6 separate regions of the Homo sapiens genome follow, and all the other regions are linked to region 1. Evidence: chromatin loops called from intact Hi-C (ENCODE). Cell type or tissue: Calu3. All regions are shown on one strand. Region 1 overlaps HCRTR2 (hypocretin receptor 2). Region 2 overlaps LOC107986606 (a long non-coding RNA gene). Region 3 overlaps LOC101927189 (a long non-coding RNA gene). Region 4 has its middle 100 kb from the start of HCRTR2. Region 5 overlaps FAM83B (family with sequence similarity 83 member B). Region 6 overlaps LOC107986606 (a long non-coding RNA gene).

Evidence for each region. Hi-C counts contacts between places; a loop is a spot of excess contacts. Peaks named below come from ENCODE experiments on the same cell type or tissue, not always from the same donor. Only the 100,000 strongest peaks of a DNase experiment are listed, where the experiment ranks them.
Region 2: it touches region 1 in a loop (4-fold over the local background); 2 of 110 quality-filtered maps call a loop at or near these places.
Region 3: a loop joins it to region 1, with 13 times the contacts of the local background. A loop is called at or near these places in 59 of 110 quality-filtered maps.
Region 4: it touches region 1 in a loop (4-fold over the local background); 6 of 110 quality-filtered maps call a loop at or near these places.
Region 5: a loop joins it to region 1, with 4 times the contacts of the local background. A loop is called at or near these places in 3 of 110 quality-filtered maps.
Region 6: a loop joins it to region 1, with 8 times the contacts of the local background. A loop is called at or near these places in 7 of 110 quality-filtered maps.

Annotation. Positions count from the first base shown.
Region 1 is chr6:55,236,376-55,241,375 of GRCh38, reverse strand. The region is part of intron 1 of HCRTR2 (hypocretin receptor 2); the gene reads right to left. Among named protein-coding and RNA genes, the nearest start is that of HCRTR2, 64 kb to the right of the region's middle. In Calu3, no CTCF peak of the experiment used is centred here; a DNase peak (open chromatin) is centred at 2,075.
Region 2 is chr6:54,619,072-54,624,071 of GRCh38, reverse strand. LOC107986606 (a long non-coding RNA gene) reads left to right here. Exons shown (of 3, transcript XR_001744176.3): 3 at 1-1,733. Among named protein-coding and RNA genes, the nearest start is that of FAM83B, 230 kb to the left of the region's middle. In Calu3, a CTCF peak has its summit at 2,592 (motif pointing left); a DNase peak (open chromatin) is centred at 2,601.
Region 3 is chr6:53,984,277-53,989,276 of GRCh38, reverse strand. The region is part of intron 2 of LOC101927189 (a long non-coding RNA gene); the gene reads right to left. Among named protein-coding and RNA genes, the nearest start is that of MLIP-IT1, 12 kb to the left of the region's middle. RefSeq lists an enhancer at 4,451-5,000. In Calu3, a CTCF peak has its summit at 2,949 (motif pointing left); DNase peaks (open chromatin) are centred at 2,936 and 4,846.
Region 4 is chr6:55,067,079-55,072,078 of GRCh38, reverse strand. No RefSeq gene overlaps it. Among named protein-coding and RNA genes, the nearest start is that of HCRTR2, 100 kb to the left of the region's middle. In Calu3, a CTCF peak has its summit at 2,724 (motif pointing right); a DNase peak (open chromatin) is centred at 2,718.
Region 5 is chr6:54,874,064-54,879,063 of GRCh38, reverse strand. All of the region lies in intron 2 of FAM83B (family with sequence similarity 83 member B), which reads right to left. Among named protein-coding and RNA genes, the nearest start is that of FAM83B, 30 kb to the right of the region's middle. In Calu3, no CTCF peak of the experiment used is centred here; DNase peaks (open chromatin) are centred at 123 and 2,493.
Region 6 is chr6:54,696,239-54,701,238 of GRCh38, reverse strand. The region is part of intron 1 of LOC107986606 (a long non-coding RNA gene); the gene reads left to right. Among named protein-coding and RNA genes, the nearest start is that of FAM83B, 150 kb to the left of the region's middle. In Calu3, no CTCF peak of the experiment used is centred here; DNase peaks (open chromatin) are centred at 2,038 and 3,578.

The sequences.
Region 1 (5,000 bases):
CTTCCGGAATGAGTTTTAAGCATTAAATTCATTGTAATACTTTTTATAATGTAGAACTGAGTATATTTATTTGAAGTTGGATTTTCTAGATAGAAAATAATGTTTAAAGAAGGATAAAATGTCAGTAAACTATCGCAAGAACAAAAAACCAAACACCGCATATTCTCACTCATAGGTGGGAATTGAACAATGAGAACACATGGACACAGGAAGGGGAACATCACACTCTGGGGACTGTTGTGGGGTGGGGGGAGGGGGAGGGATAGCATTGGGAGATATACATAATGCTAAATGACGAGTTAATGGGTGCAGCACACCAGCATGGCACATGTATACATATGTAACTAACCTGCACATTGTGCACATGTACTATAAAACTTAAAGTATAATAATAATAAAATAAAAAAAGAAAAGAAAACAAAAAAAAAGAAGGATAAAATGGCCAACACCATCTCAATTAAATATAAATAAGAGAACGTGAAATAAAACAACATTTCTAAATGAAAAAGAAAAAAACGCAACTGAATACATAGGGAAGAAAGCCTATATTTAACTCCTATTTTCAAAAAACCTACCTTGAAACAGGTCATGGAATGCAGTCATCCAAAATCATTACAGTATCCAGACTTAAGAACCTGGGAAGCTGACCAGGAGTATTATCTTAAAAAGGTAAAACAAACTCTCCACCAAATCCTGAGGCATTTTCCTTTTTCTTGTTTTCACTCCATCACACTGTTACGGCATTGGCCCTCCTTTCTATTGCTAGTTTTACTCCCTTGTCTTCCTGAGCCAATATGCCTGTCTCAATCTCCCATTCTCCACCTACACACCTTGGCAAAGTTGTCCCTAAATCTCCGTCTCAGAAGAACTACATGCAAACGTGCCACTTCCTTTTTTACAACGCTGACGGATGGAGGACTCTTAAGAAGTGCATCTGTGTTGTGAAATGTGCCACCCAAATGGTTATCTAATATGAATATGAATAAAACTCTTTTTTTTTTTTTTTTTTTTTTTTTTTGAGCTGGAGTCTCGCTCTTTCGTCCAGGCCGAACTGCAGTGGCACTATCTCGGCTCACTGCAAGCTCCGCCTCCCGGGTTCACGCCATTCTCCTGCCTCAGCCTCCTGAGTAGCTGGAACTACAGGCGCCCGCCACCGCGCCTGGCTAATTTTTTTGTATTTTTAGTAGAGACGGGGTTTCACGGTGTTAGCCAGGATGGTCTAGATCTTCTGACCTCGTGATCCCCCTGCCTCGGCCTCCCAAAGTGCTGGGATTAAATAAAACTTCAAAACTATTTACTGGCCGGGCGCGGTGGCTCACACCTGTAATCCCGGCACTTTGGGAGAACGAGGCGGGGGGATCACCCGCGGTCAGGTGTTCAAGACCGGCCTGGCCAACATGGCGAAACCCCATCTCTACAAAAATACAAAAATTAGCTGGGCATGGTGGTATGCGCCTGTAATCCCAGCTACTCCGGAGGCTAAGGCGGGAGAATCGCTTGAACCCGGGAGGCGGGGGTTGCAGTGAGCCGAGATCGTGCCACTGTGCTCCAGCCTGGGCGACAGAGTGAGACTCCGTCTCAAAAAAAAAAAAAAAAAAAAAAATTTACCGCCTATGCACAAACAGCAATGTATCTTAAATGTGTTTCGGGTTTTATTTCCTCAAGAAAAGAAAATATAAAAGTCTCTAATTGGACAAATATTTTCTCATTGCCACTTGCTCATTATGTTAATGTTGAGAAAAGCTCTCACTTTTGTCAACCAATGGTGCCTCTGTAGTGTTGATAACCGTTAGGTACAGTGGAGAATAATTAATATATCACAATTAATAATTTGTCTTGAAAGGGATTTAGAAAGAGTATCTTCACACACACAAATGTGCAGGGAGAAAATGCATAGAGGAATGCTATACCACTGAATCCTGTGATTATTATCTCTACAGAAATCAAATCCATAAACAAGTTCTTCAGACAGGAAAAATACAGTGAAGAAAGTGGGAAAATAGGCTTGACTTATCAGCTGTCTCTGAATGGCATGATTTCTCCCAAGGAGGGGCTCAACCACAAATTGGCACCAAGCCTTCTGGCACCAAGAGCTGCCAGAGAACAAAACAGCAGTGTTATTAATAGATCTTCACAGGCCTTTAAGGCTGGCCTGAGGAAAAGGTTAGGAAGACGGAAGGTTCCATAGTCTTAGTGTCTGCAGTTCTATTAATGACTATACCTGGTAGTTACAGTTTCACTCCAGGAAAATTTGTTTTGGAGGAAATGACAACCTTTTGGTCACCCACATCTTTTTACACTTTGTAGATAACTCATTACAAGTCCCCGTTCCCAGTGTGATGTCTTAGAAATGCATCTGGATTTTGACCCTGTTCTCAGAGTTCTACAGGGCCATAAAGTCAGTCCTTCTCTTTGACCCTTTTGCATTAATTAACATACACAAGCAACCAATCCGATCCTCCCCAAGACATTTGACTTCTGTTCATCTTACTACCTGCAATGAACTTATTTTGGGGGTCTTTTCTGTAGAAATGCTTTTCTCTTTCACCGCATATCTGTCTTTAATCCACTTGTCTTTTGTTCTTTCATTATCTTTCTTTAGTTGTTCTTATTGACTCTCACAACTTTATGTCTCATCTATAGAAGACCAACCCAATATTATAATTCAAAGTTATACCTCTAGTTCTTGGCTCTCTCTCCTACTTTGCATACCAGAATCTCTGACTACAACTGTTTTCATCTTATAGATGTTCTATCTTTCAATTAAACTCAAAGTATGAATCATAAAATGTGTGTGAGCGTGTGTGTGTGTTTCTGTGTGTGTGTATTCAGTTAAAACATTTGGATATTGTCCTACAGACTATGGAGAATTGGAAAATTACAAAATTACTGACAGATTTTAAGCAACAGAATGGCAATATCTTACTACTATTTTTCAAAGATTACTTAGGCGGAATATGTGGAAAATATATGTCTTTATGTTGCAAGCAGAGAGATTAATACTGACAGTTTTAAAATTCCAAGAAAGCAAGTTGGTAACCAAAAAATGGAAAAAGGTGAATGCCAAAAATAATAACGAGGTTGAAATATCAGGCCTTAGTGAGGGATTAGATATGAGGATGAGAGAGTAAGAAGAACTGAGGATGATTAGCAGGTATATTGCTTGACAGCTGGGGATGCTCACTGAGCTAGGGGATAAAGGATAATGAGGTAGCTTTGTAAGAGTAGATAGAAGATGAGAAATTCAACTTTGTATATGTAATTTTGAAGCACCTGTGAGTTATCCTAGTGTCAATACCCAGTTGGCATTTAGATTTATGGTTCTATACTCCAGGGGATATAATTTCTTTACATGTAAATATTTGGGATTCATCAGAATAGAAATTGTGATTAAAGCTTGTGGAGTGGATAAGATCAACCAGTGACAGAATTAGAGTAAGAAGGGAAGAACCTAAATCATCTCCAGAAAACTGTGCAGTTTCAACCACATACTCCTGGTTGAGAATATCCAGAAAGTGCCAATTGTTCTCTGAAGTACTAAATATTGTAGTACGAAAGTATACATTTGTTTTACTATTACAAAATAGTTTCTATTTCTGGTAACGGCAGATAAGCTTACTGCAGAACAAACTTCCCACCTAAAACAACCAGAAGTGTTACACATTTCTTTAAGACATTGGAAAGCTACTAAGGCAGAAGGGACATCAAAGGCCAATATCCTGGAGAAAATGCAAGAGGGAGATGCTCTGGCATTTAGCCTCTTTTCTTCTCAAAGTTTTTGGCAATTTGCAAACTCTAGCTAAGAACAGGAGAAGAGAAACAGAGAACAAAGCTGATAATATGAGATGCTGAGCCGGAAATTTAGTACCTAACCAAAAATAAGATGATAATTGGAGTTCAAGGCCTATCAAGTAGGTAAACAACCCTGGCTTTCAGCTGTAACTCCAAGTTATGAACTCTGATAGGGATAAATCTGAAGTAGACAAGCTCTCCTAAAGAATGAAGCCCAGCTTCCAAAGCCTCCAGTGACTGACGGGATAGTGGTTTTCTGTCCCAACACTAGCTGCTGGCCAAAGCAAAAGCAAATTCTCTGTGAAAGAAGATAATATTATCTAGAACATAAAATAATTTCTACAATTTTTCATAAAATATTTCAGAAATTTTAAAATGATTGAATTAATAATGTCAAGAAAGTAGATATATTATAAAGAATATAAAAAATAGAAAAATAGTCCAAGGAAATTATAGAACTTAAAAATATGTGAACTGGAAACACAACAAAGAGATTTAACAGAAAGAAAGATTAGATAAAACCATCTAATAGGATTATACAAACTAATAGAAAATATCCAAGCTAAAGAACAGAGAGGAAAAAAGGAAAATGCAGAAGAGTGTGCATAACACATGGTGAAAATTCTATTATACCTGTGATTGGATTCTCAATATGTGTGTATAGAAGTAGCATGAGACAAAAGCAATCTTTAAAAAGATATTGGCAAGGCAAATACATTATCTAAGAATTTTTCAAAACGAATTAAAGGTATATATTTGTAGATATAAGAAGTGCTATAAATTTCAACCAGGATAAATATAAGAGAAAATCACACCCACTTATATTATCATAAAACTGCTGAAAAACCAGTGACGAAAGGAAAAATCTTAAAGCAGGAAGAAAAAAATGCATCACCTCCAAGTTGTCATATTGGGATTGACAGCTAAATTCTCAAAAGTTAATATCTACAAATACTAATTCACATAAATAGTCTTTCCCTCAGTGATCAGGAGTAAGTGCACAAAGTCTTTTATGGTAATTTCTATTTAGCATTGTGCTGGAGCAAGGGTAATAAAGCAATAAAAATAAATAAAATAATGAAGTTTGGAAAGGATTAAATAAAACCTATCATTATCCACAGAGGGCATACTTATTAAGTGTGAAAGAATCTCCAGATAAACTACTAATCTTAATAAATACCTTAGTAACACTTGCTGAATATAAAACA
Region 2 (5,000 bases), 620 kb after region 1:
AATGAGAAGAGAAAAAAATGTCTAAAATATTTGTCGGACATATTAAATATATTAATGTCCTTATTTTTTAAAGAGCTCTTATAAATTAATATGTAAAATACATCGATCCAGCAAAGGTGAAGAGCAGGCAGTTCATAACAGAAAGATATTTTAAAGGTGTATAAAGTTGTCCAATTTCACTCAAAATTATTGAAATATGAATTAAAACAAAATATGTCATACTTCTATCAAATAAAAAGATGATTTTTGGCTATGTACTGTGTTGGCAAGAGTTTTGGGAGAAAGAGCTTCTCATACACTGTTATTGGCTATATTAATTTGTATTTTCCCATTGGACCACAGTTTACTGTATACACAGTGCTTTGGGAAGTACTCTCTTAAATGGGTTTTTCTTCTGCTCTCACACCACCACAATAATAATCAACACAGAAGAAGACTTCTCTGACCAAAAGTGAGGGGTTTTTAACCATACAACAAGCAGTGGACAACAGCTGGGTGTCCTCCTATTCAGTACCAATACTATATACCCAGAGACAGTGTCAGATCCCACAGGTTAATACTCAACACCATAAGATCATCCTCTCCTTCCCTGAAGTCGCAATTCCAGGCCTCTGGAACTTCTGACCAATTGGCTTCAAGTTGGCGCTCCCACGATCCCATCTTTGAGATTGATTTATTTGTTAGAGCAGCTCACAGAACTCAGGGAATCATATTTACTGGCTTACTATCAAGCATATTTTCCAAGATACAAATAAACAGCCAGATGAAGAGATACATGGGGTGAGGTCTGGGAGGATTTGTAAGTGCAGCAGCTTCTGTCCCTGTAGAGTTGGGGTGCACCAACTTCCTGGCATGTGAAAGAGTTTTTCACCTTCCTGTCATGCTCAATGTGTTCAGCTCTCCAGAAGCTCCTGGAACTCCATCCTTTGGGCCTTTTATGGAGAATTCATTGGTTGTCAATGATTAAAGCATGGACAACTATGTCAAAATGTGATTGGACAAAAAGGATGTGGCCTAAACTCAGCAAGCCTTGTCCATTCAGATTCTTCTTGATCTCTCTGTACAGCATTCCTTCCTCTGGAGTAGGGGGCAGGACCCTCTCTAGAATGAGGGTTTTATGACCTATAATTGGACTATAGTCCTATCTCGGGTGGGTAAAAGGAAGACAGAAGTTCAGAGAGAAAGCTTTTGTTTCCTCAGGCTTGCTTCTGAGCCCTAAATTTCTCCAACATTATAACCAAGATTGTGACAATGATTATGAAAGTTACGAACTAGGAACCACAGATGGAAATGAATCATAATATCACACAGGCATTAGGATTTAATGTTGAATGTTTATAAAGTGTATTTTACATATATTGCCTAAATTTATACTACCAACACCACAAGAATTAGTTATTTTATATTCTCATTTTAAAAATAAAAAACCTAGAGTTTAGAGAGATGCCTTATCCAGTCAGGTCATATAACTAGTAAGTGGCATAGCTTGGTATAGAGCCCTTAACTTTGAATTTCAAGTTCAGTTACATTTTCATTAATCAGAGTTGACTTACCTTGAAACACATGTGTTTTGTACATCAATGCATGTCACTATTTCATGCAATGAATGTAAAGATGCTACATTTTATTACCTAGATAATGTGCTGGTTTTGTCCTATTTCTAAGTTTGTAGAATTGCTGTAGAAATATTGAGAACATTCCTTTTTTTTCCTTATTAAAATCTTGAAGAGGTGCTTTTATTTTTATTTATTTTTGTCTGCTTTCAGGACATGTTTTAAAATCTATCATTTGGACAATTTGGGTTAATAATCTTTGTTTTAGTGTTTTAAAGAACAGCCTCAGTGAAAATGCTTTATTAACGTGATAAATGATAAGTTTAAATAAAATAAATGAAAAAAGAAAGTGTGGTTTTGAAATAATTTATCTGGCACAGCACCAGATTTTGAGAGAGTTAATTATTACAAGTTGCTGAACATTACTGCAATTTTCACATGGAAATATTTGCCTCTCCTATTTCCTTGTGTTATTGAAGACATATTATGAAAGCCATAATATCAGCAGCTTGCAATTTGGAACTCATTTGATTTAACTGATAAGAATCTTTTTCATTTCACAAAACATAACTTCACTCAGAAATATAAAACTGTTCTGCTGTATTAAACAGTGAATAATATCAGGATAACAATGTTAATTGGCTTTTGGACTGGGAGTATTTGAATGAACTCTCTTCTCCATCATTTTTCCATTAGATTTTGCTTGAATTACTCAAAAAACCAAGGTATTTATCCTGATTTGTAACACAATACAACATTTCTCTGATAAGTGTTTTCACATTTTTAGAAATTCTCTGCACTGTAAACAGACAGAGAAAAACAACAACTACTATAAGAAAACAAAACAAAACACTAAAGCTACTCTAGAATGCATGTTGAGCTGGATGGCCATTAAACATTTGTTCAATATTCAATGATAATCTTCATGTCAAATAGATCAGATAGGGCATTAGGTTATATTAAGATAAAAGAACACAGATGAGTTTGGGAGCCAATCCTGTTCAGACTTGAATACTGACTGCTTTTGCAGTCTCCCCTCTTGTGGCAGGATTGGGTACTGGTTAATGATGTGAATTCTGCCCTAAAGTCACCTTTCTTTGGCCACCTTCTAGCTGTGTGATTTAGTGAAGACTAACTTGCTTTCTGTACTTCAATTTTCTCATCTGTAGAATAAAAGTAACCACCTGCACACAGAGAGAGTTTTAAGAATTAAATGGGATAACCAAGAGAGTGCCTAGTCCAGTGTGTGGAACATAACAAATATTAAATAAGCATTCATTTTCTTTTTTCCCCACTCCTTTACTTCTCCTTTGCCTTCCCTCCAGCTATGAAAGTTTTCAGCTCGGAGGGGCTTGTTGTGGGCCATGCACTGTGCCTAGACTACCTCTCAGGAAGACACCTGTTGCCCCTGCTATGGTTGTGCATTGGTAGAGAGCCTTCAGCTGCCAGCCCCTCCAGCGATTGCGTTGGATACTGCCAACTGCTTTAATAAAAGTCAGACCCTTTCCCAGGGCAGTCCACTTCTAAATGACAGATCACTCCTTGCATGCAGAGGCTGGGCCATCTCTGCCCACATCCTTGTCACTCTGAAGGGTCATTCTAAATCCAGAGCTTCTCTGTGGGGTCTCTGAGGCACACTCTATGTGTGCAGGTGGTTACTTTTATTCTACAGATGAGAAAATTGAAGTCCAGAGAAGCAAGCTAGCCTTCACTAAATCACACAGCTAGAAGGTGGACAAAGAAAGGTGGCTTTAGTGCAGAATTCACATCATTAACCAGTACCCAATCCACCACAAGAGGGGAGACTGCAAAAGCAGTCAGTATTAAAACCTTGATAGGATTGGCTCCCAAACTCATCTGTGTTCTTTTATAATAAGTTTATCATAAGTTTTTTTTTAACCTAAGTTCATTAGGCCTGCATCACAACTCAATGTCTTGCTCTGTTCAATGCTGCTTTCCTCTCTCTGTTCTACAGAGACTGATCCAAAGGATACTTTGATAAACAACTTTTAGTTAAACTCCAACTCAGAGTTTGTTCTGCAGAGAACTCAAGCTGCAAACCAGCTCCTCTCTGCTTTTTAAAAGACTTTAAGGAACATTTGATTCAAAGCACAGCCAAGAGCACCCACTTTACTCCCTCATTTCACTTCCTCCACCTGTTTCACACCACTGCCAGTAATCTCTCAGCCTAGGTGAGAAAAGATCCAGCAACTAATGTAGAACACTCACTCCTGATAAAAAAAAAATCCTTAGTTTGAGTAATAATCATTTCTCTCAGGCTGAAAAGCTTCATTTCAAGCAGGCTGGACTGTTAATTCTATAGGTAAGACCCAAAAAGATTGTGAAACAGTGATATTAAAATCTAATTTACCTCAGTGTTATATTCTATACAGAACTAGGCTGAGATTTTTTAACAGCATAGTCTTATTTGGACAAAACAAAACATTCAATACCAGTGTTCTGCCATCAATAGTTTCTACTGCTATTACCAACGAAAGCAACAATGGCAATAATAATTCCTAAAATTTTGTATACCATATTACATTTAAAAAATCCAATATGTAATAAAGAAATAAGAAGGTTAACAGTATTACTTAGTTACTATATATAAAGAAAATGAGGCCCAAACTGCTTAACAGTTCATGAAAGTTCACAGAACTAATTGGTGGAATTGAGGCTGAATTCAGACTTCTGACATTAGACTTGATGGTTTTTCTCCTACATTGTGATTAAACCCCATATCACTTACAAAAATCAAGTCTGTTTGGGAACATGAATACAAATAAATAGTGTTAATTTTTTCATATTGGATTACTGGAAAAATGTATATTAATAGAAATACTTGTCCATAGAACACAGCTTTGCAGCATATTCATCCCAAAGAGCTGAACTTGCCTGCGCACAGCAACAAACAAATTACTTTACTAATACACATACACTGACAATAGTTATGAACTCCAGTTACTAACACAGGCAATATCACAAAGACGGATAATGTGGCTTTCCCAAGGATAAATATGAAATCGGTGGGGCATGTGCTAGGGCCATAGTTTGGGAAAAGTCTACTTGTGTGTTCTAAATAGACTTTCCCAGGGAGTAAATGGAAGCTTGGAATTAGAAACTGGGTTTCTTCGTTCCACCATGTGTTGACCTCTGGATACAGAACCAAAGGAAGCTACATAGTGATTTGAACAGCAAGTGCCCTATAGAGTGTTCTATATTTAGAAATCACACTGAATACATTGGCAGAATTATAATAGCATGATGTACTTTGTGGCATTACTTTGCTGAGAGGAGTCTAATGATTGTTTTGTTGACATATATCAGATATCTCAACTGACATATGTCAAATGTTAATCACAAAAACATGAAACAATTTCATTTTATTCACTTAATCATTTTGATTGTCATTTTCTCAACATTATCAATTAGCATGCATGTTGTTTG
Region 3 (5,000 bases), 1.3 Mb after region 1:
CTTACTGAGTAAAACCTAAACAATATTTTTATGACAAAAGTATATCTATATATTATTAATAGGATTGGTTAAACCTAAAAATGAAGACCAACTCTGTTTCATAATGTTTTCTTATTTTTTTAAGGTGTCTACTTTCACAAAATTTTCAGAATTCATATATTTGGTTTTTCATCGTTCTCCAATACGGAAAACTGACTCACGTTTCAATCTTCTTAAATGTAACTTTCTTTCTTCTAGAAGATGGTCCTAATAAGAATGCTTCTTGAAATATAGACAAGAATAAGATGTTATCTTAGCTCTAACACTCAGGCAAAATCCAGCCCCTGTGAGATCCAGGATATCATCCCTCAGTCTCATATTAAAAAACAGTTCTAAATCTGGCTTGGCCTGAATCGTTGCTTTGTGTGTCTGTATCTTTTAAATTATAAGCTTTCCAGATTTTATGTAACCCAACGTGTTGCATATGAATATTGCTTTCTATTACATCTAGCATGTGTTCAACCTCAGTACTCAAATTAAATTGACCACCACCATGGATCAGTCACTCATTAACTCTGCTCATTACCTCTGCAGCACCTTCAAGGAGAGATCACTTATTCCTTCAGATTTTTTTTTCCCTGATCCAGTTCATTAGATTCCATACTACCTACAACCTACCCAATTAGGTAATTAAAGGGTGAAGTCCAGATACACGTCTGGAAACATTTCTGGGGCAACAGAGTAGAGGCTGGTGCCCTAGGGATGAGCGCCCTACACTCTCTTCTCCACTCTATGCATCCCTCTCCTTCTCCCCCACAACACCACCCCTCATACCCCATGCAAGAAATCCCAAGAGAGGAAACCTTGACCACACCCACAACAAGGGCAAGGCAACGTTTTGGTATTTTGAGACTAGCTAGGAAGGTTGATGGAACTGCAAAACATAATTAGATACATGGGAAAACATTCAGGGCAATTATTAATTAAACAGGAACTGAGTGTGAAAACCTTCAAAACAAGAGTTTTTGGAGCCTCATAAATCAAGAAATCAGGAAACTTTTCTTCCCATTGTAAAAAGTGGTTAAGTGGGCTATGTTAAGAGTCAACTTACTACATAACTAACTACTTTTATAGTATTAATACTAGATAATTTTTCTTTCCTGAGACTAAAAAACTTGTAATCTTTTCCTCTCTTATATAAAAATTATTGAAAAGGTAAGTTATCTGAAAAGGCTTTTAGGCATTTACTTTAAGGGTCCAATTATTTCTTTTTTTCTACTCTTTTCCAAGCAGAAAAGATAGATTGATTGTTGCAGAGTTTCCTAAAAGCAGATACTAAGATAGATTTTGGATCAACACCTGTGAATGGCAGCAAACAAAGATGGATTTGGCAAAGGAAAAAGAAGGATTGCCATGCAGGCCCAACAAGCCTGAACCAACCCAACTGGGAGCTCAGAAGTGTAGGATCCAACAGAGATGGCCCCTTTAGGCAGAAGTGGCTGGGCCGCTATCCCTCTCTCCATCTCAGTTAATGGAGGTGGGCTGCTCAGGCTGAGGGCGAAAGGACAGGCGTCTCTCTGCAGCTGAGGCAGACACAGAAGGCTATGAAGACTATGGGTTGCCTGATGCCTGCACCCCCCACAGCTGGCCAGCAAGCCCATCCTTGAAGCAGAATCCAGCAACACACCTTCTTGTCTACAGCAGTGGTATTAACCGACTAGACTAGGGTGCTACTTAGTTGCCTCTCTTAAAGGCACTTGCAGGCTCTGATTTATAGAGACATGTCTTTTAACAAAAAACATTTAACATTTGTAAACCAATTTTTAAAACCCAGGGAAAGTAATTCGTGGGGAGGCCTGCCTTGAGCTTGTCCGCATGTTTGTTAAGCCTAGTTTCGTCAGCCAAGGTTGGCAAGCATTTACTCTGGAAAAACTACCATCACATCTGTTCCTTACCCTAAAGCTCTGCAGCTTGCTCGGGTGTGGTGATCCCCATAGCAAATGGCAGAAATCATCTGGAGGAGTGACCATCTTTAAACATCTTCAAGAACTACAGAAACACAAACCAGAGTGATTTCTGGCTTGCTTGTCAGCCCCTGGGCACAGACCAACATGGACAAGTGCTTTCCGGTTGATTATGTAAACAAGCTCCATAGGCCCCTCTCAAACATCGCTGCCACTGCTGCCTAAGGAGAAACAACACTGCGAGGCGACATGCATAACAACCCCTCCTCAATCAAGCTGTCCCTAGGAGTTTCTTTCTTTCTCTAGCATAATCATAGTTCTCATCCAGCTACGGCAGGCACTTTGCTATGTTGCCATGGGGATTACACTGAAGATAATCACTTGTGAACATTTGCAGATCCAGACAGCCCACTAGGGCCTGATGTTGCTTTGCCCCGTCAATCTGAATATGCTCATTAAAGACTCAGCCACTTGGCTCTTGATTTTAGTCCTAATGCTGACCCTCTTCCTCACAGCCATGAGTCTTTGAACAAATCTTTTCTGAACCTGTTTCCTCAGCTGAAAATGGGGTGGGAGAATGTGTGGTTGGTACAGATGATGACTAACTCCAAAATTAATTCCAGGTGCTATGATACTGCTGCACTCATCCAAAGGGACACTTCTCTATCATGACTCAATTACCATGCAATTAAAAAAATTTCAAAGTACCTATTAAATGATGCCCAGATGCCCAGCAATAATAAAATTATATCCCAATCCAATAGCTGGGTTTTTAACAAGAGAATAATCCGTATACAACTCAGGTTGTGGGGTGGTATGAGGTTGAGATAGCCTACTTTCTTTTTAAATCAACCCAGAGTTTGCTTAAAACAAACAAGAACTTAACTTAGGTTATTTGAAAGTTCATTCAAAAAAGCAAACTCCGATGAAGAAAAACCACAATGAAACTATTCTCAGCTCTTCTTCTGAGGTGAGACTGACACCTGCTGGCCTCCTTCTCCTGTGCAGACACCCTTTGGATAGAATACACTTTTGCAAGATTCTAATCCTATTTATGCAAATGTATCTAGAATTACAGTTATTTGAAAAGAAATGCATGAGCGCATTTATACAGGAGAGGTACTAAGAGCAAGATACAATAATATTTCAGTTATATGTTTGGAGACTAGGAGGAAGGCAGTGTGATGTGGTCCCTAGCTGGCTGCAGGTTCCAATCCCAGTTCTACAACTCTCATTTGAGGATTAGGATTGAGAAAATCACAGGTCAACAATAAATACCTTTCTCTTTCTCTCTCTCTCTTAAATCTCTCTCTCTCTCTCTCTCTCTCTCACACACACACACACACACACAATGATTCAAAGATTCTTTAAGAAATTTGTTTCAAATTTTCACCATCATTTATAAAGCTCTTTAATCTGTTAGTGATAATTACGTGTTTATAGAAATCAAGGTGACAGACAATATAAGAGAAAATGAAAGAGAGAAACCAAAAATAAAGAAAATAAAGGGAGAGAGAAAAAGATGAAGATAGAGTCAGAGGTAGATATGGAAAAAGAGGCAAAACGTGAAGTGGCAGATCCAGGCATAAAGAAACAAATGCCTCAGAAGACAGAGACAGAGAAATCTTGAGTAAGGAAGCAACATAGAAGATTGTTGACTTCCCCCAAACTAAAACTACTTGATAAAGTAGAGGAAAAATGATCCAAGAGCATTTAAGTTGTTTGTTGGCTGACATTTCATTTAGCTGGCTGGTCTCCTAAGCTGCCAATTTTCTCCTTGTGACTCTGTGGTAAGAAAGATCGTGCACAGTTCCTATGGTTCCTCCACAAAGCAGCAGAACATTCTCTGTAATATTCTCTGCAATGAAGAGCACATTTCTGAGGCAACACTAAGAAGTCAAGAGTTTCATTTAAAAGGGGGCTTCTTAAAGTAAGAAGTCCCTTTGGATGTATGCAGCAGTATCATAGCACCTGGAATTTTGGAGTTAGCACTGAACACTTCATTTTCTTCTAATCGGTTTCATAGCACTGGGGTGATTATACTTGGGGAAGCAGGAGGGGTGAGATGTAAATGCAGCCAAGGCATGTATATGATGTCTAGGTGGCTCCACCCTAAATGAACCCCAGGATAGCAATAGAGAAAGCACAACATATTCAGCTGAAATTAAAAATGAATCAGAATTAATCTAGATATGCTGAAAACTAGAATGATATATGCTTCTTCTGCTATAATTTTTCTGCTTTTTGTTTGGAGTAGAAGTCAGATTTATCCTCTCTGAATCTCTGATTCATTATCCATAATGCGCGGACACCAGCAACCTACCCTATTTACCCTGAAGGATTATGAACATCAAATGAAATAATGTCTGTGAAAACACTGTAAAATTTTCCAGGACTGAAAAATTGTGGACTCATAAAAAAAAATTCTTTCTGGATAGGTGGCAGAGTAAACAGCCTTGGAGAACAGAAAGATGCTAAGCCAAAGCCATCTCCAAGCAGAAAAACCATTCCCAACAGGACCATGCCCTCCCACTAGGCATTTGGCCAAAAACTCTCAGAAGCCATGGTACGGAGGCTTAGGGACAGGGTTAGCCAATGGGAATATTAGGCACACAAAAGTTCCGTTTCTGCCTCTCAGAGTTGATTTAAACAGATGTTCTATCCATTCTTCATTTGAACAAGCTGTTATCAAGTTGGTTTCAAATTACTAGGGAAGAAAAACTGAATACACCCTTCCATCCCTCGAATTGCAGATTAGAAGTGGCTATATAGGCGCTGCTGGAGAAGAACAAAATGAAGCTTCTCCTATGAGTAGGTTCCAACCTTGGTCTTAGCTGTCACTCACCAACCCTTGGTTTTGTGTGTGTGACTCACAGAATGAGGATCCTGGGCAGGGGTGCATTTTTCCCAGGTCCCAGGCACCCCTGGCTCTCAAATGAACATTTGATTCCACAGAGTCAGACAATGACCACACAGAGGAAATGAATCACAGTCATGTCATCACTTATATGCTTTTCCAGTTATTTGGGATAATTATACTCTGACGCATGATTGAGT
Region 4 (5,000 bases), 170 kb after region 1:
TGTTGAAGGTAACAATTTGAGAGCAGAATGAATGAAGGTGCCTAGGAAGATATGTATGTGTGCATCACGGCAAGTGCCTTGTATTTGCTGGCACATGCTACAAAAATAAGCTTTGCTATGCCGTGATATGTTGTAGGTCACATTTCTTTTCAGTGTTGACTTCAATTATTTTTATTAAAATGCTGATTAAAAAATTACATATAACCTGCTTATCCTTATATGTCCTACATAATATAAAACCAAATAATTGAGGAATTAACATAAAATGAAAATAACTATTGAACTAAGTTCTCTGTTAATGAAGTCACTACATGATATAACTACCATGTAATATAAAAATTAAAAATACAATGTCCAAATCTTAAGTTTTTTTCTGATTATCTTTTAAATATGGGTTATTATTATAATTTTGACAAATTAGAAAGTTAATCCTTTTAAATTTTGTGTTGTGAAAGCTAGTAATAGTTCAAGAACTAATAAAAGGATATTTTTCTAAAGAAAACACAATCAAATAAAATAATTTCTGCCACTGAATGTGCTAAAAGAAATTAAGATCACTATAAAACAGTAGCTGATAGATTTTTTTCCTGAAGTAGAGATTTTTCCTTATTGTATATTTATTTGTATCAAACGTTACTGTTTTTAAAGTAAGATTGAATTAATTTAAAAATATGATTGAATCTTTGTTGAAATTTGCCTCAGAAATTCAAAGAAGTAGAATTAAAAGTCACAATTTTCTTTTTAGTTTGAGATATTAGAATACGACTTTAAATTGAATCTAGAGGTCTAGTTTAAGTACTTTTGGAGACCTCATCATGTCCACTGAATTATAATAAATACTGCCCTCATGGCTAAAACTCTGTCCCAAGTCATGAAGAAAAATAGGAAAAAAGTATCTTTCACCAATTATTACTCACAGGGAATTGGTCTTTACCCAAATCATTTTACTTCCTTAGAATTTTTCTTTTCTCACCCTATCTCTTGCCAAAATGTTATACTTCAAGACAAAGATTGTGCCCCAACCCCCGCAAATAACTTAATATTCTTTGTATTTCCTAATAAAAATAATAAAACTTGAAAAACAAAGAATGTGCCAAATTAAACAATATAAGACAATTTAGGTGTGCAAATCTCACGTGGTTAGGATATTTTTCCAAGCACAATTTTACTATATTCATTATGCTTTATTCTGATTTATAATAATTCATCTTACCTCTATTACTGAGACACTGGCATAGGTTTTAAGGAGCAAAGTAGATCCTTATACATATAACAACTTGTCTTTTTTTACAGGAGTGTAAAAATTAAAGTGTAGTTCAGAGACCTGTTTTTCAGGAAATCCACAGGTCAAAAATATTTTAATAATCAAAAAAGGTGTTATCTGTGTTTTTTGCTCTCAAACTTTCTTTATTATACAGTGTAGTTTTCCACAAGCTACATGGTGTGTGTTTTCTTAAAAGAAGAAATGGTGAAGCAGATTAGAAAAAATCAACTGTTATGTATTAAGCCAGGTGTCAAGGAGATTTACATAAATGTAAAATGATGCCACTCTTCCCACTCAAGTTTTTATTTGGGAAATATAGTTACTGCTCAAAAAGTTATGTTATTTATGTAAACATAATGGATTTATTATTGTCTTTCCTGAGTGAACAAACATATAACTATTTTTAAAGTATCTTAATTTATTAATAATTTTCATTATGGTAAATACCAATGTATTTAACCCACATAATCATAGAGTCTTTGGGGTCTTCAATAATTTTAAAGAATAAGAAGTTCCGGGAAGTCTCCAAATCAAGAAATTTGAGAACTGCTGCCGTAGAGGCATTTCAGGTAAGGCTTCCCTGGCTTGTGCATTCTACTTTACCCTCCTAGGTTTAGGTTGCATTTTCAATCTTCTTGTGATGCTTTAAGAAGCATGATTATTCTATAAAGTCGGTAAGTCTTACTCACTGGCTCTGGGTTAAACCACTTTTGTTACCAATTTGACTAGTTTAGATATATTTTTGGTTAGGCACCTAGGCTTTAAGTCTCAGAAGGTTAAGTAAATCTGTTGACATCTCTAAGACACAATATATTATCCATAAAGCAACTAGAGTAGTACTGTTAAAAAATGAAACAGGTCATATCTTTCTTTTGTCCAGAACCCTGCTTTAGAATCAAATGCAAAATGTCTACAATGACCACAAGAGCCCTACATGCACTGGTTCTAATGACCTCTCTGAAAACTTCTCTTACCACTCACAACCTTTACCACTCCTTCTCCATCTACAATGCCTTCTCCTCTGTTGTGTCTTGAACATGCCAGGCTTGCTGTCACCTCAGGGCCTTTGTTCCTGCTCTTCTTTGTCTAGAATGGTCTTTCACAAGGTAGCCACATGGCTGGCTCCTCACTTCCTCAAATGTTTATTCAAAAGTCACTTTCTTAAAGAGATCTTCCCTACATACCCCATCACAAATTTTAACCTCCAAGACATTTTATACTCCTTTCTCTTTTTTATTTTGTTCTTGTTAGCAGTTATCTCTATCTAATATCAAATGCATTTTTATTTATTTTATTGTTAAAGTTCCATGATATAAAAAAATTTTTGTTTTGTCCACAATAATTTTTAAATATATATCATCTTTTACTGTTTATTATTACCGTGGTTATTTCTTGATATTAACTAGATCCAAAACAAAGCTGTTAAAGAACAAGGCTGTTCGTAACCAGCAGATGGCAGTACAGATGGAGGGTTGAGAGGCAGCTGGAGAAAAGACAAATAGGAATAGAACAGAAGTTCTGAAAAAAGTCCAAGAGTCTGGGTCCTGCACTTAGTCTAAGAAGAGACTGTGGTGTGCTCATTGGAACGTGGAGAAGGGAAGGAATGCCAAGAAGACTCCAGGAGTCCAGTCCAGAGAAGGCACTGGGTTGCCCTTCAGGCCCTTTAAAAAGCAATGTCTTGATTTCTTTTTTAGATAGTTTATTTTTAGTGTATAGGAATGCTATTCCAAAAATAAAATAAAATAAAATAAAATAAAATAAAATATTTAGGAATAAATTTAACCATAGAGATAAAATATATGTACACAGAAAACTATAAAACATTGATGAAAATATTGAAGTCACAAGTAAGCAGAAAGATATCCCGTGTTCATGGATTGGAAGACATTTCAATATTGTTAAAATGTTCATTCTACCCAAAGTGACCAACAGATTCAATGCAGTCTCTACCAAAATTTCAATGACATTTTTCACAGTAATAGAAAAGACAATCTTAAAATTCACTACATACAGAACCACAAAAGACTCTGACTAGCCAAAGCAACCCTGAATGAAAAGAGCAAAGCTGGAGGCATCATAGTACCTAATTTCAAACTCTACTACAAAGCAATAGTAATCAAAACAGTGTGGCACTGCCATAAAAAGAGACATGTAGGTCAATGAAACAAAATAGAGAGGTCAGAAATAAACCCAGGTATGTACAGTCCATTAATTTTAAACAAGGGCAGCAAGAAGATGCTATGGAGAAAGGATAGTCTTTTCAATAAATGGCATAGGAAAAAATGGATATCCACAGCAAAAGAATAAAATTGAACCCTTATCTTTTAAAAAATCAACTGGAAATGTGTTAAAGACTTCAACATTAGATCTGAAACTGTATCTTCTGAAAGAAAAATAGCATAAGAGAAAAGCTTCTTGACATTGGTCTGGGCAATGATTTTTCAGATATGACACCAAAAGCACAGGTAAGAAAAGCAAAAATAAACAAATAGGACTACATCAAAAAAAAAAGAAAGAAAGAAAGAAAGAAAAAGCTTCTCCAGGGCAAATGAAACACTAAACAAAATGAAATGGCTTGTGTTGGGAAACAAATATTTGTGAACCATATATCTGATAAGGGGTTAACATAAGAATATGTAAAGAACTCACACAGCTCAATAGCATATAATAGGAATAACTATAACAATAACCTCATTAAAAATGAGCAGAGGACCTGAATAGACATTTTTCCAAAGAAGACATAGAAATGAGCAACAGGTATTATATAAAAATGTGCTCAACATCACTATCATTAGAGAAACGCAAATAAAAACCACAACAAGATATCATCTCACACCTGTCAGGATGGCTTTTATCGAAAAGACAAGAAATAACAAGTGTTGGTGAGGGCATCAAGGAAAAGAAACCCTTGTACACTGTTGGTGGGGAATTCAATTTGTGCAACTATTATGGAAAAAAGTATGGAAATCCTAAAGAAATTAAACATGAAACTACCATATGACCCAGTAATTCCTCTTCTAGGTATATACTCAAAGGAGTAAAGGCACCGCCTAGTAAAGATATTTGCTTTTCCATATTAGTTACAGCAATTATTCACAATAGTCAAGATCTGAAAACAACTGAAGTATCTGTTGACAGATTAATGAATTAAAAATTTATGTATATACAATTGAATATTATTCAGCCTTAAAAAAGAGGACCTTGCCACTTGTAACAACATGGATGAACCTAGAGGATATTATGCTAAGTAAAATAAGCCAAAGACAGAAAAAAAATAATTCATGTTCTTGCTAATATGTGGAATCTTAAAAAATAATTGAAGACATAGAAACAGAGAATAGAATGGTGGTTAACGGGGGTGGGTTGGAGCAAGGGAGAAATGGGAAAATACAGGTCAAAGAATACAAACTTGCAGTTATGTAGGATGAATATATTTAGAGATCTAATGTACAATTTGAGGACTATAGTTAAAAATATTGCATTATATACTGACAATTTTCCAAAAGAGTAGGTTTTAGATACACTGGCCACAAAAAAGTAATTATATGATGATAGATATGTTAATTTGTTTGCCTGTAGTGATCACTTCATTATGTGTATGTATATCAGGATAAGTATATCAAAACATCATGTCGTGCACCTTAAATGTATGCAGTAAAAATAATTGAATAAAGGCAAAATCTTGGAGCAGAAATTTCAGAAATCTAAAGTTCCCTTGAAGAAATGTAAGCTGCTG
Region 5 (5,000 bases), 360 kb after region 1:
AACTTTGGGGCCTCTGACACCAACCTCAAATGACAATACCATCACTCCAACTGCTCAGGCAAAAAATGTTGAAGTCGTCTTATGTTGTTCAACCTATTTCACATCCCATGTTTCACTACCTTCAAAATATACCTAAAAACTAGCCATTGCTGCCACCACCTGACCATCTAAGATACCATCACCCCACACCTGAATTATTTTAGTAATATCTGATATGCTCATTCTTAGTCCCCTACAGTCAATTTTCAATATTACAGCCAGAAGTATACTGTTAAAATATAGCAGGTTTAAAATTGATGTCTCTCTTTTGCTCAAAATTCTCCTGTAGATTCCTGATTTACAGGAATCATAGCCAAGTTCCTTAAAATGGCCAGTGGGGATCCCCAAGATCTAGCCTCCATGTTTCCTCTCTGATGCATCTTCTACTCATCTCCTCTTTGCTGTCGGGTCCAACAACTGGTCTCTGCTCTTCTTCTAAAAAACAAGAAAGCTTCCCCTATGTCTCCTGTGTTCTGCCCACAAATACATGCATGGCTTATTCCTTCTTTTCTCAAATCTTGGCTGAAATGTCACTTTGTTAAGGCCTACTCCGAGCACCCTATTTAAAATTGCAAACTACCTTCCACCACCACTCTCAGCTCCCTTTACTCAACCATATTTGTGTTTTGCTTCTTCCTGCTAGCACTCCTTATTTATTAGTTGATTAACCCCATTTGTAGGTAAACTTCATTCAAGGGTACGCAGGGTTTCTTTGGTACTTTAATCACCTATGTATTCTCAGAACTTAGAATAGTATCTGATACATCATTGGCACTAAAAAAATAACTGCTAAATGAATAAATGGCCTGCAATACCTTTAACCTATAAGGTTGGCCAAAGACTTACTGATTTCCCTCATAGCTGAACCCAGCAGAGGCCAAAGGACAACTTCATTACCTGATTCTCCTTTTCTTCCTGCTTCAAATTTACCTTACCTTTGAACTCAGAAACGCATTTCCTTTCAGTGCCTCCTGGCCTGGTCTACATTCTGGGTACTAGCACCTCATCTACTTATCATTAACTTTTGTCAGTTCCAGGTGAGTGACTTCTGACTTCTAATAACAACCACATGATACTTTTTACCTGACTCATTTAGAAATCAATGCTTCCACATCTACACCCACTGATCTCAATCTTAGACCCTCTCAACCAGGTCTTCAAACACCTCCGATTAGGAATATGTAATCTTTACCACTTTCTAGTTATGAGCATTTTGGTTTCATTCTGCTTCATTACCGCTGACCAACCTACCACGTGAACGCAGTATTTTTCATCAGTAAAATGTGGATAAAAGGACACACTTCACAAGGTTACTATGAAGGTCAACTTAAGATAATGCATGTAAAGTGCTTAGCACAGTGCCTAACATGTAAGTGCTCAATACATGTTACCTGATATTGTTACTAAATTGCATAATATAAATTCATTACTCAAAATCAGATGTGAGTTCCAGTCCTTAGGATAAAAGTCGCCCAACTTTTTACAAGATAATTTGAAGAGTGACTAGTTAAATAAATCAATAATTGATATAAAAATATATGCCACATGATGGATCTGTAGCAACTATAAGACAGCAGGCAGAATCCTTAAAATGCAAAATGTCAGTGTGTCAAAATGTCAGCACTCATCATCTCAAAAAGGCTCCCATGGCAAACCTTCATGACTTTTTACATCTCATTGAGAGGACAGACAAGTAAAGTAATATCCCCTTATTTTCATGAAAGTTAACTTTTGATAAGATGCCTCAATGTGTACCTAAGGTCCTAAGCTTATCACCTCTATAACAAATGCCTAAAGAATGCCTTAAGTCTGGTCAAGTTATCTCTTCTTCCATGTTCCTTTCATTCCCTATTGGACTACCATCTGCCCTTTCTCCTTTGCAGAGTTTTTGCAGTTATTTTTGTGGCTTAGCCCTGAAGGCATCTGAGTGTGTAAAACTGCTAATTTCTACCCCTCTGGAATTTAGGTGTTTAGGCATTAGGAATTCTCAGTATTTTATGACAAGGTTTTATGATGACAATTAGCTTTGCCATTCCAACAAACTACTAAAGGTGTATCATCAGAAAATATTACACATTTCAATAAGTAACTGTTTGGTTTTTATTTTAAACCAGAGACAGGAAAGAATGAGTAAACATAAACAATCACAAAAAATAAACATTCTACTTCAGAGATCCCCAAATATATAGAACTACATTTTGTACCATAGTCAGTAACACTACCTCAAAGCTCAGAGGACTATACACACCATGTGCAGTACCTACAAAAATTGTTTCTCACTGCTTATTTTATATATATATATTTAAAGAGAGAGAGAGAGAATTTAAAAATACTAAAGAGTAATAGCTGACTAAAGGAAATAGTCTCAAAAACATTTCTCCCAATCAAATAAATTATATGCACTCCAGCAGGGTGCGGTGGCTCATGTCTGTAATTCGAGCAATTTGAGAGGCTGAGGCGGGTGGATCACCTGAGGTCAGGAGACCAGCCTGGCCAACATGACGAAACCCTGTCTCTACTGAAAATACAAAAATGAGCCGGGCGTGGTGATGGGTGCCTATAATCCCAGATACTAGGGAGGCTGAGGCAGGAGAATCGCTTGAACCTGGGGGGACAGAGGTTGCAGTGAGCCGAGATTGTGACATTTCACTCCAGCCTGGGCAAAAGAACAAAACTCTGTCTCAAAAAAAAAAAAAACAAAAACATATATATATATATATATATATATATATATATATATATATATGCACTCCTAAATAACTTGCATTTTAAATTATTTCTTTCCAACTATTAATAGAGGTATTGGTTAGTATTAGCAATGCAAAGACTCTGATAAACTTACTGACACCCATAAGTAACTGTATTTTTTCTTTTTAAAGCTAAATTCTTTTCTCAGTTGTCAATTTTTAAATAAAGTCTCTTAAAAATACAAGTCACTGAGGATCCTTAGACTTTACCTGATAATACACTGCAGAGTAAAACATCTGAAATTTCTAAGTTACTGACGACTTTGGTGTGCAACCAAGTTGGAAGTCTCATATAACAATTTCATTTTCATTTTTTCATACTTTTTTAATTTTTTGCTTCAACAAACATAAAATAGATATAGAATGTGTTGTCTCTCTGTATAGCACCACGAGTTTGTTAAAGACAGAGTACTGCCATACAGACACAGCAATTGTTGGCAGGATGAAGTCAGTGCAATTTTAACCAGATCTTTTTCTTTCTCTCTCCTTCCCTCCTCTCCTGTCTCTTTCCCACCTTCTTTTCTCTCCCTTTCTTCCACCTTCCCTCTTCCCCTCCACCTCTTCTTCCCCACCTTCTTTTCTCTCCCTTTCTTCCACCTTCCCTCTTCCCCTCCGTCTCTTCTTCCCTCTCTCTTTCCGTCCTTCTCCTCTCATGCCCTGTCTCTCAAACATACACACTCAAACATAAATATATATTAACATGTAATGCATTTTATTCACAGAAGAAATGTTCAACTTAATGTCCCAGGATAGTAATGTCATTAAATTTGACTAAGCAAAATATTATTTCCAAGAAGAAATCAATTTTGACTCAAATTCAAAGAATGACAAAATTCACGGTGAGAGTTGGGACAGGGATAGGGTAGAGAGGAAATTCTTAATAAAAATTAGGAACATCAGGACAGAGACCATTCTAGTCTAATGAAGGCACAGATAAACATATAAATAACACTTAGCTGGGCAGGACATGGTTGCAAAGGGATGCGGATGAAAGTAACATATCACGACACAATAAAAATCATTTCTATCACGAACTAATTCAACAAGGAATATAACATATCAAAATAATCTTAAGTTGGTAAGCAGTATTAGAGATTTGGATAGGAACACCAGATTTAAAAAATGTGAAAACATTTTTGCTTCATATCTTTTCCTAAATAAATGAAGAAACTTGAGGAGGTACAATGACTTGTTTAATGCCACGCTAGTTAGAGTCCTGGTGACAAAGTCTCTATTCTAGTTCTACTTTTATAATATCAGCTCACTCCCAAGAAGATTCCCCATCACCTGTTCATCTTCCTCTTTGCATCTGTGGGGCCAACTGATGGTTAATATTTCTCTATATTACTAATACCTCCCAAGGCCATAACAGACACACCCAGGAACTCAGTAAGTGACTCAGTAAAGAACCAAGCCCTGAACTCAGGTAATGTGGTATAGAGCGCATCAGGAATTACTCTGTCCTAATTCTCACTAGACTTTTGCTTATGTGTCTTGATCCCATATTTCACAAGAGTAAGATTCACATCTCACAAAAAAAGCTAGCCTAGAATTAGGAAACAGAGATGCAAATAACATTGTGGTTAAACATTCAGATATTCAAGACTCTCAGAAGTTATAACTTTGTAAATACGTACCACTGAGTGGCTAGGAAAAAAAAACTTTAATGAAAGAAGACTTTTTTAAGTAATTAGAGGGGATGTTTTCATAAGAGGAGTTCACAGTAATTAGGAATATGTGCATATATCATCTTGGGAACACTTCTTGACAGACAAATAATTACCTGGGAAAAGTCTGGCTAGACACTATCAGACTTTGCAAAGTAAAGTCTGACCTAAATGTAATTATGTCAATCACAAAGTGAAAAATAGAAAGGGTTTCAAAAAAAGAATCAGTAAATTAAAATATGTCCCTTTAGGGCACAAGTAAGATATTATCTACAATTGAATTTTCCCAAAGGAAAGTTCTCAAACAAAATAAGCAAACATACAAAAGAAAGAAATAAAACAAAACAAATAAACAAAAAATATCTAATCAATTTCTAAGTGATAATTAGCAAAAATAAAATTAATAAGTAAAAAAGTATAGATTTTTGAAATACTATAAAGATCACATTCTGCTTATAAAAGCAAAATGATCAAGAGCTCATTTAACTATATAACTTAAGCTAGAAATGAGAGCATATAAATTACTGAAATTCAAAAACAAACACAA
Region 6 (5,000 bases), 540 kb after region 1:
TTTGCTCCTAGGGTCTCTCCTACAAAGCCTAACAAGTTATACTTTTAAATAAAGAGAGTACTCTCCCTAAAAGATATTCTGGTGTCAAGGACAAAATTACCTACCTTTCCCCATCTATAAGATTTAAAAATTACACTTCATTCAGGTAATTTTTTAGGTGTTTTTTAAATATAGTATACTTTCTCATATTTAATCCATAGAGCATGCATGCTCATCTTTCAGCTTCAAAAGCAGAAACCATGATTCTTAGGATCACTAAAAGGAAAGTAACACTTCTTTTCTCCTATTAAAATGCTTAAAAATTATATTTTACTTTGGAATAATTTTAATTAACAGAAAAGCTGCAGCGATGTTAGAGTTCATATATACTCTTTGACTGGCTTCTTTTAATGCTAACGTCTCGCCTGGCCATGGCATATTTGTCAAAACTAAGAAAGCAACATTATTACAATATATTAACTAAACGAGACCAGCCTGACCAACATGGTGAAACCCTGTCTCTACTAAAAACACAAAAATTAGCTGGGCATGGTGGGGCGCGCCTATAATCCCAGCTACTCAGGAGGCTGAGGCAGAAGAATCGCTTGAACCCAGGAGGGGGAGGTTGCAGTGAGCCGAGATCATGCCATTGCACTCCAGCCTGGGTGACAGAGTGAGACTCTGTCTCAAAACAACAACAACAAAAACAGATTTTAATTGGATTATATCTATTTTTTTCCACTCATATCTTTGATCTGTTCCAGGATCCAATCCAGGATACCACATTGCTTTTAGAGAGTTATTTTTAAGGAAGTAGCTGACTCATGAAAGCTACATCAGCATAGGATTTTTAAAATGAAGTTAATCATTATTTCTGCCTTATGACGGAAATGATTTTCACCAGCACTCATGTGTAGCATTGACAATATTAGGGTGTGTGGTTACTCTGAGATAATGACCCCTCCCTTCTCTCAGGTGCAATGATTCTGGGCAGGCAACAGCATCACCCTTCCTCTGAGCAAATTATTTAGTTAAGCCACACATCAGCCCTCAAGTAGTTACAGGCTTTACGGTAAAGAATTTTGAATTATGTATCATAGCTTAGAAGATAAATATTATGTGAGATCTAATTCTCACATAAGTCATAATAACTTGATATTCTTTTTAAAAACATACTTCAAGAGCAGATCTTTTGTTTTCTGAATACTGGATACAAAATTTGGCATATGGCTTAAAATATATATATTATTAAGGCAATATATCATGTTAAAGCCTTTATGTTATGCATTATGTGCCTGGTGTCAAATTAGCCAGAATTCAAAGTGAAACAAAACAAAACTTTCTTCTAAAAACCTGGAAAACAAAACAAAACAAAGCCAGTTCTGTAGTTAGAAACACTTGTAAAGCGTTTGGTTAAAATATGAACCTACTCAAAGATCTAATATATTAATGTAAACAATATACCTAAAAAAGTAAATATAGTTTGCTGTGTTTTCCTAACATAAATTGACCAGAGAACTGTTTTTCTATAATCACACCTATTAACTTCTCACAGAAATAAAACTTGAGAAATGTTGGACAATATATTTACTTATTGACTCCAAATTGAACAGAAATTTAGAATTGTGTTAGTTCAAACTTCTACTACTATAGGATTCTTTCACAGGAGTTTAATCAGCTTCTGCTTTTAAAGGCACGTAGACACATGCCCTTCCACAGCTAAAAAGTTCTCATTAGAAGAAAGAAAGCATGTTTTTTATTATGTGCCTGAATTAACCTTCTTTTAACATTCTTCAATCATTCCAAAGTCACTCCTCTAAGGAAACGTAGAACCTTTCACATAATGGCAACTCAAGACTTTATTTGAGGTTGATACTTTGAGAATTTATAATAATTTTTTCCTGGGCTGATAGCAAAACCTCTAGTGCTGCTGAATGTGGCTTTAGTCACATGCTTGCTTGCTTTTTTGGAAGATTTTTTTTTAAGAGGGTGGAATGATGAAGTAAGGACGCCCTAAGCATGAGAATGTAGGCAGGTATAGCAGGTTTGACAGCTGTCTCACTCATTCTGAGTTGAGCAAAGGAAATTCCTACCCTGCCCACGTCTGATAGAATCACAGCTTTGGGGAGACAGTTCAGAGGTCTTTTTGTCTTTGAAAAAAGTCCCCTGCTATTCACTGAGGGGAAACCCACAGCAAAATGCTGATACTCTGTCTCAGCAGAATAATCATCTGCCTCGGGGAATCCTAGAGGGAGATTCAAAAGCTGTGATGGCATAGCATTTTAAGAACATATTTGACTAAAAGAAAGAATTTCCTTACTTATCATGGACTCTGAATACTTTCTGAATATCTTTCTGAGGCTGAAATATTTATTTTTATTTTTCACTTTGATAATATTTCAAAGATTCCCTTGAAAATTAAAATCTCAGTGCCAATCTCACTTTAGAATCATTTTTTCTCTACAATATGATGAAATCATAAATTAGAAAAAAAATACAATGCGCATATAGATATGTGTGTCATATAAGCAGATGTGGATGAAAGTGCTATTTATTTAGAATCTATACAACTTTGGCAACATCTACAAATGCCTAAGAGAGAAAATCTGAGGTTACAATCATGGTATTATGTTTCTAGAGATACTGTAAAGTTAAGCACTGGATTGTGTGACTCTGAAGAAGCGGTAGGGAGACATAAGAACAGCAAGATCTAGAGCCCAAAACGGTGGGAAGTCTGTATCATCCATCCACAATCACTCCCTCGATAAGGCAAAACAGACAGGAACGACTTCCTCTACCTGCCACACTCCAACCCGCTCAGGCTCTCTGTTTTCTTTTCTAACTTCTTCTTCCAAATTTCCCTTGATATTTATTGTAACTGTTTCATTTTATAAAAATTTCAGTTGGGTGCAAACAAGGAGAAGCCACATGTAATAATCTGCCCCATGCCCACACCTGTGTAGAAAGAGGAACTGTCAGTCTCTGGAAGCTAGGGATAATTGAAGAACCAATAGGTCACAGTCTTAGCTGGCTGCTCAGCTCACCTTTGCAAGACTTTCCTGGGTCCTCCAGGACTCCTTGTCCAATTTTATTCTTCATTTGGTTGCTCTAAACCCTTATCTATTCCTAAAATCTTATACCTTACATCCACCCACTTACCAGAGAAGCTGACTGAACATTTTAACAACAATAAAAAAAAAAAAACTCACAAAGACTATTAGTAGTAGTTTCTGTCTGTGTCCCTTTTTCCTATCTCCACACACCTATATCCATAGTCATTCTTTTCTCTCCAAAGGACATGGATATCCCTCTTTTATGGGAATATTCCTCTGGTTGTCCCATAGAACCTTTGGCCATTATTTGTCTTCCACTCCCTCCATGACCTCGTGTCCCTAAAATTTTATTATTTCTCCATTGAAGCTTTCTTCTAAAGTTTGCTCTATCCTAAAGTGAAAAAAAATTTTCCCTCAACATTGCTTCTCTCTCTAAACCACTATCCTGTCTCTTTCTGCCGTTTTAAAAGTGTACCCTCATCATTCTGTTTTCATTGTTTTCAACATCTGCTTGCTCCCTTCCCACTGCAATTTGGCTTGCATTGTCAACACTTCACGAAATCTGCTCTCTCCAAAACGCCAATGCCCTCTAATGGTCAAATTCAATAGAGTCTACTTTTACCCACATTTCAGAGCAATTGACAGATGAGAACATTTATTTCTTGAAAAGCCATTTCTTTTTTGTTGTCCAAAAAACTGCTCTCAAATATTTCCCCTTTCAATCTACCTGTGGACTTCTCAGATTCTACTACCAGCTCTGGCCTTATGGACTTTAATTTGTGGATTCCCTATGGCTGATTTTATTTTTACATTCACAACATATCCTTGATAAGTGAGCTCATGTACTCCTATGCAGTAGTTAGCAATGTTCATCTGCAAGGAAAAAGACCTAACAAAGTTCAGGAGCTTGGCTAAGTAGGGGTTTACTTCTTCTCATGCAACAAGACTAAATCAGATAGGTAGTTGCTGGTGTTCCTTAGAGATCTGAGGTGTCAAAGTGAATTTCTCTCCTTTAGCCAAGATGACTGGTGCATGTTGGCCACCCCTTCCACAGTCCAGGCAAAAAGATGTATAAATAAGCCAAAGTGGAAAAGAGGATAGAGCCTTAAATATGACAGCAGACTTTCTCAAAAATCCCCATTAGAGTTCTATTTATGTTTCATTGACCATAATTGTGTTGCTGGCCACATCTAGATGCAAGGGAGTTTGGGAAAGTGACATTGCAAAAATGATGTGGAAATGTATATGGAGTTAATCAACCTAGAGTATATTTAATAACTTCACCATCCTTAAGAATGCAATAGAAATGATACTGGCTGTGTAAAACATTACTTGATCCCTTATGTGAAAAAACTTAGCACTCTGTCGCCCAAGCTGGAATGGAGTGGTGTGATCTTCGCTCACAGAAACCTCTGTCTCCTGGGTGCAAGCGATTCTCCTGCCTCAGCCTCCTGAATAGCTGGTATTACAGGCACCCCCCACCATGCCTGGCTAATTTTTGTATTTTTAGTAGAGATGGGGTTTCACCATGTTGGAAATCTCTTAGCACTTTGGGTATATTTCTTTTAGAGCATGTATTATATTGCTGTAGTTTTTGTTCTTTGTCTATCATCATGGCCCTTACTCTCAACCTCCCAATCAGATTATAATCTCTTTGATTGCAAACAAATCAGTAGATTTGTGACTTATCAGTGCCTAGTACAATAAAAAGTATATCTGTAATTTATATATTATATATATAATTTTTAAAGTAAAATTGAATATTCAATGACAAATATCTAAATTCTAATTATAGTTATTGATCTTAATTATTACTATCTTGATTATTCTGATGTAGATAATATTTTAACTTGAAACTGAAGCAAAGCATAAATCATTTAATACTTTACTACTGGCCCTTCTTAACTCTCAATTTAGTGTTAGTGTAATATTTCAGCAAGCTCAGGTTTATGTCTTTTTTAATGTTCA